Regions from separate parts of the Homo sapiens genome. Here region 1 is linked to region 2. A link is a contact called in ENCODE Hi-C or POLR2A ChIA-PET data. All regions are on one chromosome and are shown on one strand. The core of a region is the stretch at or near the end of the contact, and the rest is flanking DNA. Distances in the headings are between cores, read along the strand shown. Region 1 has its middle 130 kb from the start of LINC01894. Region 2 overlaps ZNF521 (zinc finger protein 521).

What was found. Hi-C counts contacts between places; a loop is a spot of excess contacts on that map. ChIA-PET counts read pairs that join two places held with the same protein, here RNA polymerase II (POLR2A). Pooled maps may share reads with other maps.
Region 1: a map of endothelial cell of umbilical vein shows a loop between it and region 2 (3-fold over the local background). The contact joins two enhancer-like sites. A Hi-C loop is called at or near these places in 13 of 168 maps with a recorded cell type or tissue (GM12878, K562, chondrocyte and 7 more), 28 of 37 single-sample maps with no recorded cell type and 28 of 50 pooled maps. POLR2A ChIA-PET finds 5 or more read pairs at or near these places in 2 of 52 experiments (OCI-LY7 and endothelial cell of umbilical vein).

Annotation. Positions count from the first base shown.
Region 1 is chr18:24,860,717-24,863,981 of GRCh38, reverse strand. No RefSeq gene overlaps it. Among named protein-coding and RNA genes, the nearest start is that of LINC01894, 130 kb to the left of the region's middle. RefSeq lists an enhancer at 946-1,447. Within about 2 kb of position 1,586, at least 2 of the 41 ENCODE cell types and tissues checked have a DNase peak (open chromatin) inside an H3K27ac peak, as active enhancers do; they include endothelial cell of umbilical vein, where a contact is called at or near this core.
Region 2 is chr18:25,227,889-25,230,769 of GRCh38, reverse strand. The region is part of intron 3 of ZNF521 (zinc finger protein 521); the gene reads left to right. Among named protein-coding and RNA genes, the nearest start is that of ZNF521, 120 kb to the left of the region's middle. RefSeq lists an enhancer at 750-2,400. Within about 2 kb of position 1,416, at least 3 of the 41 ENCODE cell types and tissues checked have a DNase peak (open chromatin) inside an H3K27ac peak, as active enhancers do; they include endothelial cell of umbilical vein, where a contact is called at or near this core.

The DNA.
Region 1 (3,265 bases), core at 337-2,836, 370 kb after region 2:
GGAATGATGATAACACTACCTACTTTGAAAGGCATGAAATTACCATGAAAAGAAATGAGTGTCATGGTTGGCAGCCCAGACTCTGAAACCCAGCAGTCTGACCGAAACACTGGTTCTGTCACTCGCTAGCTACATAATTTTGGGGCAAGTCATTAACTTCACTGAGCCATGGTTTTCTCATCTGTAAAGAGCAGGTAAAAATAGTACCTATATTATAGGGTTGTCATGGGGTTAATATTACATGTAGACCTCATAAAATAAGCCTGGCACCTAGCATAGATATATGATGATAGGTAGATAGATGGATAGATAGATAGATAGATAGATAGATAGATAGATAGATAGATGTGCTATATAGGCACTGGTTAGTATTATTGTTACAAATGCAGTGCTAGGCATACAACTGGTTTTCAACAAATATCTATTCTCAGTAGTATTGCTTGCCCTCAAAATGGCTTCTTATGCTCATGCTTTTAATCCCAGTGTTCTGGGAGGTCGAGGTGGGAGGATCGCTTGAGGCCAGTAATTCAAGACCAGCCTGGGCAACATAGCAAGACCTCCTTCCTACAAAAAGCTAAAAAATTAATTTAAAAAAATTAAAAACTTTTCTCCAGGTGTGGTGGCACATGCCTGTAGTCCCAGCTACGTGGGAGGCTGAGGCCAGAGGATCCCTTGAGCCCCAGAGTTCAAGGTTACAGTGAGGTATGTTAGTGCCACTGCACTCCAGCCTGGGTGACAGAGCGAGACACTATCTCTAAAACAACAACAACAACAATAATGGCTTATTGTTATAGAAGCAGTTAGATTAAGGAAAATAGATGGAGAGCAATAAATTCAAGATTTAAGTAATTACAGGTTTGTAGTAGTGTTTGCCTTTAACTTCTAATAGAATAATAATGTTTTTTGGCAAAACATATAAGAATACAGTTGACTCACTTGGCTTCACAAGCAAGTTGGAAAATAGGGCAAGTTAATATACACTTTATTAAAAAACAAAAACAAAAACAAAAAAACAAACTCTTCTAAACAAAACAAAAGGGCTTTCCCCTCACCAAATCCTAACCCCTTTTCATCTGAATGAACTTCTTTTTGTCTTGGCAAATTGAATTTCCCTAATGCAATCTCCATTTCTTTAAGCCTGCATTTCTCTGTCTGTATAGGCACTGAGAGAACAATCAAAATCTCGGGAAGGGCAGGGTTGATACTAACTTAGTTTTCTCTTTCTTTCCCCCTTAGCCTCCCATGACCTCCTTCCAGGAATCTTAATTCACACCCGCTCCCTCTAGCTAGTTTCTCAAAACCTCTTCTTGGAAGTCTGGCCGCCCCCTCCTTCCTTGTGACCTGGTTTCTGGCTCCAAGTCTCCCCCTGACCCCTGATCAACCCCTTTCACTTTCACAGCATCATTTCTGAGACTTGAGGTCGCCAAGGACGATAGCTTCCAATTCCACTGCCTTTTACCAGCCTGTGCAACCCTGAAATAATTTGCCTCGAAACCAATTCTTGGAGAGAGAAACCTGGTCAGACAAATGAGGGATTGTATTGTATTTCGTTCTTGCAAGCGAGCGCCCGCGGCAACATCTGTTTGTAGCAACAAGATTGGGATGTTGTTTTGTGCTTCTTCGTTGCCCATTCCGGTCCTTTCCCGGGTGTATTGTCTTCCCCGGAGGGGTCACCTCGCAGGGTTCTCTCAGCAGTCTGGACTTCCATACTAAGAAACTCGTAACTAATTACCACGACTTCAATTCTTAACTTGACCAGCTGTGTCTAAGAAAGGAAACCCTGGTCTCTCCCAGTGCTGCAGGATCTATAATTCATCCTCCGTAAAAAAAGTCAATATTGGAGCAAAAATGACATTTAAAAATCATAAAATAAGTAGTCTGGTATTTACCTAAGATGTTCTTTTCTTCCCTTTGCTTTATAGACCATGTACTGTATTGTTTATTTTCTTTGGGGCACTGTGTGTGTTTGTGAGACAGAAACAGGTAGAGAGATGGTTCTCCTGTTTCCAGTGACTTCTGGATAAGGGACAAAACAAGACCACTGAGAAAAGATAATGGAACAGCACAGGAAGAGCCTCTGCGGACACTCTCCTTGCAATTGTGATCTTGTGAAATGGTTAACTTTAAGGACTGAGCTGTGCAATTTAGCTTTTTTCTTGATTCTAAAATTGAGCTGTAAATTTTTATAGCTTTACAGATTAAAGAAAGATTAAAACCACAAAGCACGCATTAATTACAAACAGCTCACCAGGGGCAAATATATTTGTATCCCTCATCAGGGTGGTGCGAACACTCCAGTTTCTCCTCGAATCAGGGAGGCTTCTTCCCCTCCCCACACAACAGTGGCCCCATCAGAAGACGCTCAACAGACTGGGAATAGGAAAGCAAGAGACAGGCTTCCTTACCGCAGGCAAAGTCGGCTTCAAAGACTCCTCTAGGCCTCTGTGCCAAAAGCCTAGATTGATTCCACCCACCATTCAGAGTAGGGAAAATATTTTTAAAGTCATGACCTCCCTGGTAGGCTCAGACAGCAGATAAACAAAGGAGACTAGACCCTTTCCTCGGTCATAATAGTTAGGCATACCCGGGTTGGCCTCCTATGGAAAAATCTTTATCAATGAGCTGAGAGAGGAAGTGGTCAGAACAGGGAAACATAGGTCAGCAATGCTAAACTGGTTAGGAGATCCCTAAAGAAAGAAAGAAAGAAGAGAAACCGGGATAGATTTAACTGTTGGGCAATTGCAAGGATGTTGGAGAATTCAACATAATTTCCTTTTGTTCAACAAGGATTTGCTGAGCCTTGTGCTAAGCAGATAGCAGGCCAAATTTCACTGTGCTAGAAGCAAGATAGGACTGGTAGGAAGAACAGTACACTTATTCATGTACTCTGAAAACTTTCCGGTCATTTAATATTAACTTTAGGAAGTGTATACCTGTGCATGCCTGTGTGCATGCGTACGTGTGTGTGTGTGTGTGTGTAGCCCTTTGCTAAGTAAAAATATATAATAGCAAAACTCCAGGCCCTATTGCCATAATGGGCGATTTAACAGTACGGCATGGGAAATAATCAAATAATAACTCTCAGTGTGTTCATTCAAGTGACCAAATGAAAGATGGGGGAGATTATAGAACACAACAAAATACTGAGATTTTATTCTATCATATTAACTTATTACTTATTTATTTTGAATAATTTATTAAAAGATGGATAATATATGGACAACCTTAGAGATTTTAAATATGGATTTGGAACCTCAGCCTCATA
Region 2 (2,881 bases), core at 167-2,666:
GAGACTGGTTTCAAAAATTAAAATTTAACATGGACATGTTAAGTACTTCACATTGAAATGCAGAAAACTTGCCATCACCCAGAAAGACAGTCCCTGTAAGTAGCACTTAGTGCCAAAGGGAAAAAAAGTTAAAGTTGATTCAGGAACCTGAGTTGAAAGAATCTTCTACAGTTTCTTCCACGTGTAAAAAGAAATTGACATCGTTTAAACCTATATTCACCATTTAAGCTTAGTTTGCACTGTGGCTGCCAAAAAGCCTAAGTTAATGGGGATGGATAACTCTCAAAGTCTTAGGTAGACCTCAGAGTATGTTGGCGGGGAGACCATCACCACAAAAGTCTTGGAGGAGTCTGATACCTGAAGAGTGTGGACCAACCCGCTTGGAGTAGTGAGTCCCTGTGTGTTCTTTGGAGAACACAATCCATTTACAGTACTGGCAAATGAGAGTTTTTACATTTTATATTTTAAAACAGAAATCAGCCTTTCAGGGATGCTTTATTTATTTTTCTATAAGTATTATTCCTTGCTCAAACTATTTACTTCTGCTCAATCCCCACGCCTTATGACTTCTAGAGGGGGTGTTGTGTAATTTCCTTTACAAAGACAAGTAATGGGGACTGGAGAGAAGAAAGAAAAGGTTTCTGCTCTCTTGAATCCTGGTTAAAACCTTGATCCTAACCTTCAGCTCACTTGACGTGTCACTGAAATTTACAAGCTTAAGAGAACAGTTATATAATAGATATAGTCAGGCATGGACCACAGACAAGAACCTGAATTAAGCCTGGTGTTAGGGATTGCATAATTTTTATAATGGTCCATTGCTCTATAATTCTTTATGTATTTGTAAAAAATATATCATACCTGGACACAATCTGCAATTTAATTATAAATTCACTTGCTCAATTTTCAAGCTCAATAGTTACATCCTTCTAGGCTGGATGCATTACAAATTCTGATTCACTGTTTTCCCCAAATGTATAAATGAGAAGATGTGTTTGAAAATATTTTTTAAATGAAATAGCAGGATTTAAGCCTAAAAGATAAATGTGAAATGTGGTAGATTTTACCTAGAATGTTGAGTACATTTAATAGATGGCCTTTTTTTTCAATTAGGGTAAATATTTGAAACCTTGATTTGTTTCAGGTATATTAGCTTTAGGTGACAACACTTTTTTAAGGGGAAAACTAGATCATTATTGAGTTTTTTTGCTTTTAGTTAAATTTTTTTTTTTGTATGTTGAGTGGTGAGTTGAGTTTATCTGCATATGTTCCTGGTGTATTCACTTTAAGTATAAATCACATCCACATCCATCAGACCCTTTCTTATGCTGGAAACATGTTGGGTTATAGAGTCCTATAAATGAGGATGCAAAATCATGCGGTTTTCAACTTGTATGGCGAAGCTTTGTTGCAGTGGGCAAGGATCCAGGAATGGTGTTTGGTTGTTTTCTCAGAGTGAGAGGGTTGCCATCTGGCATTGATAGTGAGATGGTGTTGTCATCAGTTTCTAGATGCAGGAAAGGAATGATCCTCATCTGTTTCCTGTGGATAAGGAAGAGGCTGACAATCTAGTAAAATCTTGTTACCTTAAAGAAAGCAGACATGGAATTCGTTTACATAATGCTCACCAGTTTCTACTTTTATATTAATCATTTAGCTTGCTAGTGAACTTCAGCTTTGAAGAATTTAAAAACTTATTTGAACATACTCTAATTGAATACCATTAGAATATTCTAATAATGCTCTAACTGAGCCTCTTATTCTAACTGAAACACTATCCCCACCAGCTCCACTCCATGGTCTTTACTTGTGTGTTTTTTTGAAAAATCGTGCTCCTTTGGAGAGTGGAAAGCTTTTAAAGTTTCTTCTGATCTTGAATAATAGGTTATGAAAAGCAAAAAAGAGGTTTCACAACCTGCTTTGAGATGGTCTTATTTTCCACTTGGATATCAAGAAAGCAACAGAAATAACAGTGCACGTTTGCTAAGAACATAGTTTTTAAAATCACCTAATATAAGGTAACATTCCTTTATGGATAACTTGCTAAGTTTATATCTGGCTCTCAGTCTTGTTTGTCTTCTTTTTGTCACTCATAAATCTTTCAGCATTTACCATAATCATTTATCACTTTTCCTGTTTCCAGTTTTTCACAAGTTGCTTTGTCTCTGCTCACCTCAAAGTGCAGGTCCTGTTTAGCTAAGGAAGTTCAGGCTGCTGAAGCTTTTGCAAAAGGAAGATATGGTGGGCCACCTCTTGAACTTTCCAAACAAAATACACTATTAAAATCTGGCCCTTGTGAAACTCTCATTTTTTCTTGATCCTAGCTGATCCTAGCTACATGTAATATCTAGCAGTACCCTTCTAACATTTAATAATCCATTTTCTGGCCTATGGAATTCGAATTTCAGTTATTGAAGAAATCCTGGTTATCTTTCATTACACAAGACATAATTATTATTGTGTTTTCTGTCTTCTTTCATGTGCTTACTTTTTAATATTTTTTTGCTGAAAGCAATAAGGTCTGTATCAATAAGAACCCCGTAACAGATTTTGGTCTGCAGAATTGCCTTTTTATATAAAAACAAGCAAAATGCAGAGGGAATTTTTTATTAAATATTAGACATCTGGGTTGACTGCATTAATTTTAAATCATTCCCGTAATATTTCCTCTTTTCATTTGGTTCTTCAGATGCTCACATAATATGCAAATCATTTTAGAAGGAATACAAAAGAAACATTAAATATATTAAAATCTGCATTTTAATAAAATTGTCAATGTGTAATATATACCTTGCTTCTAAGGAAGAATGATAAAAAGTAATAAAAGGGTAATTTAGACATAGAACTATTTAATATCCTCTTATATTTTACAACTCAACAA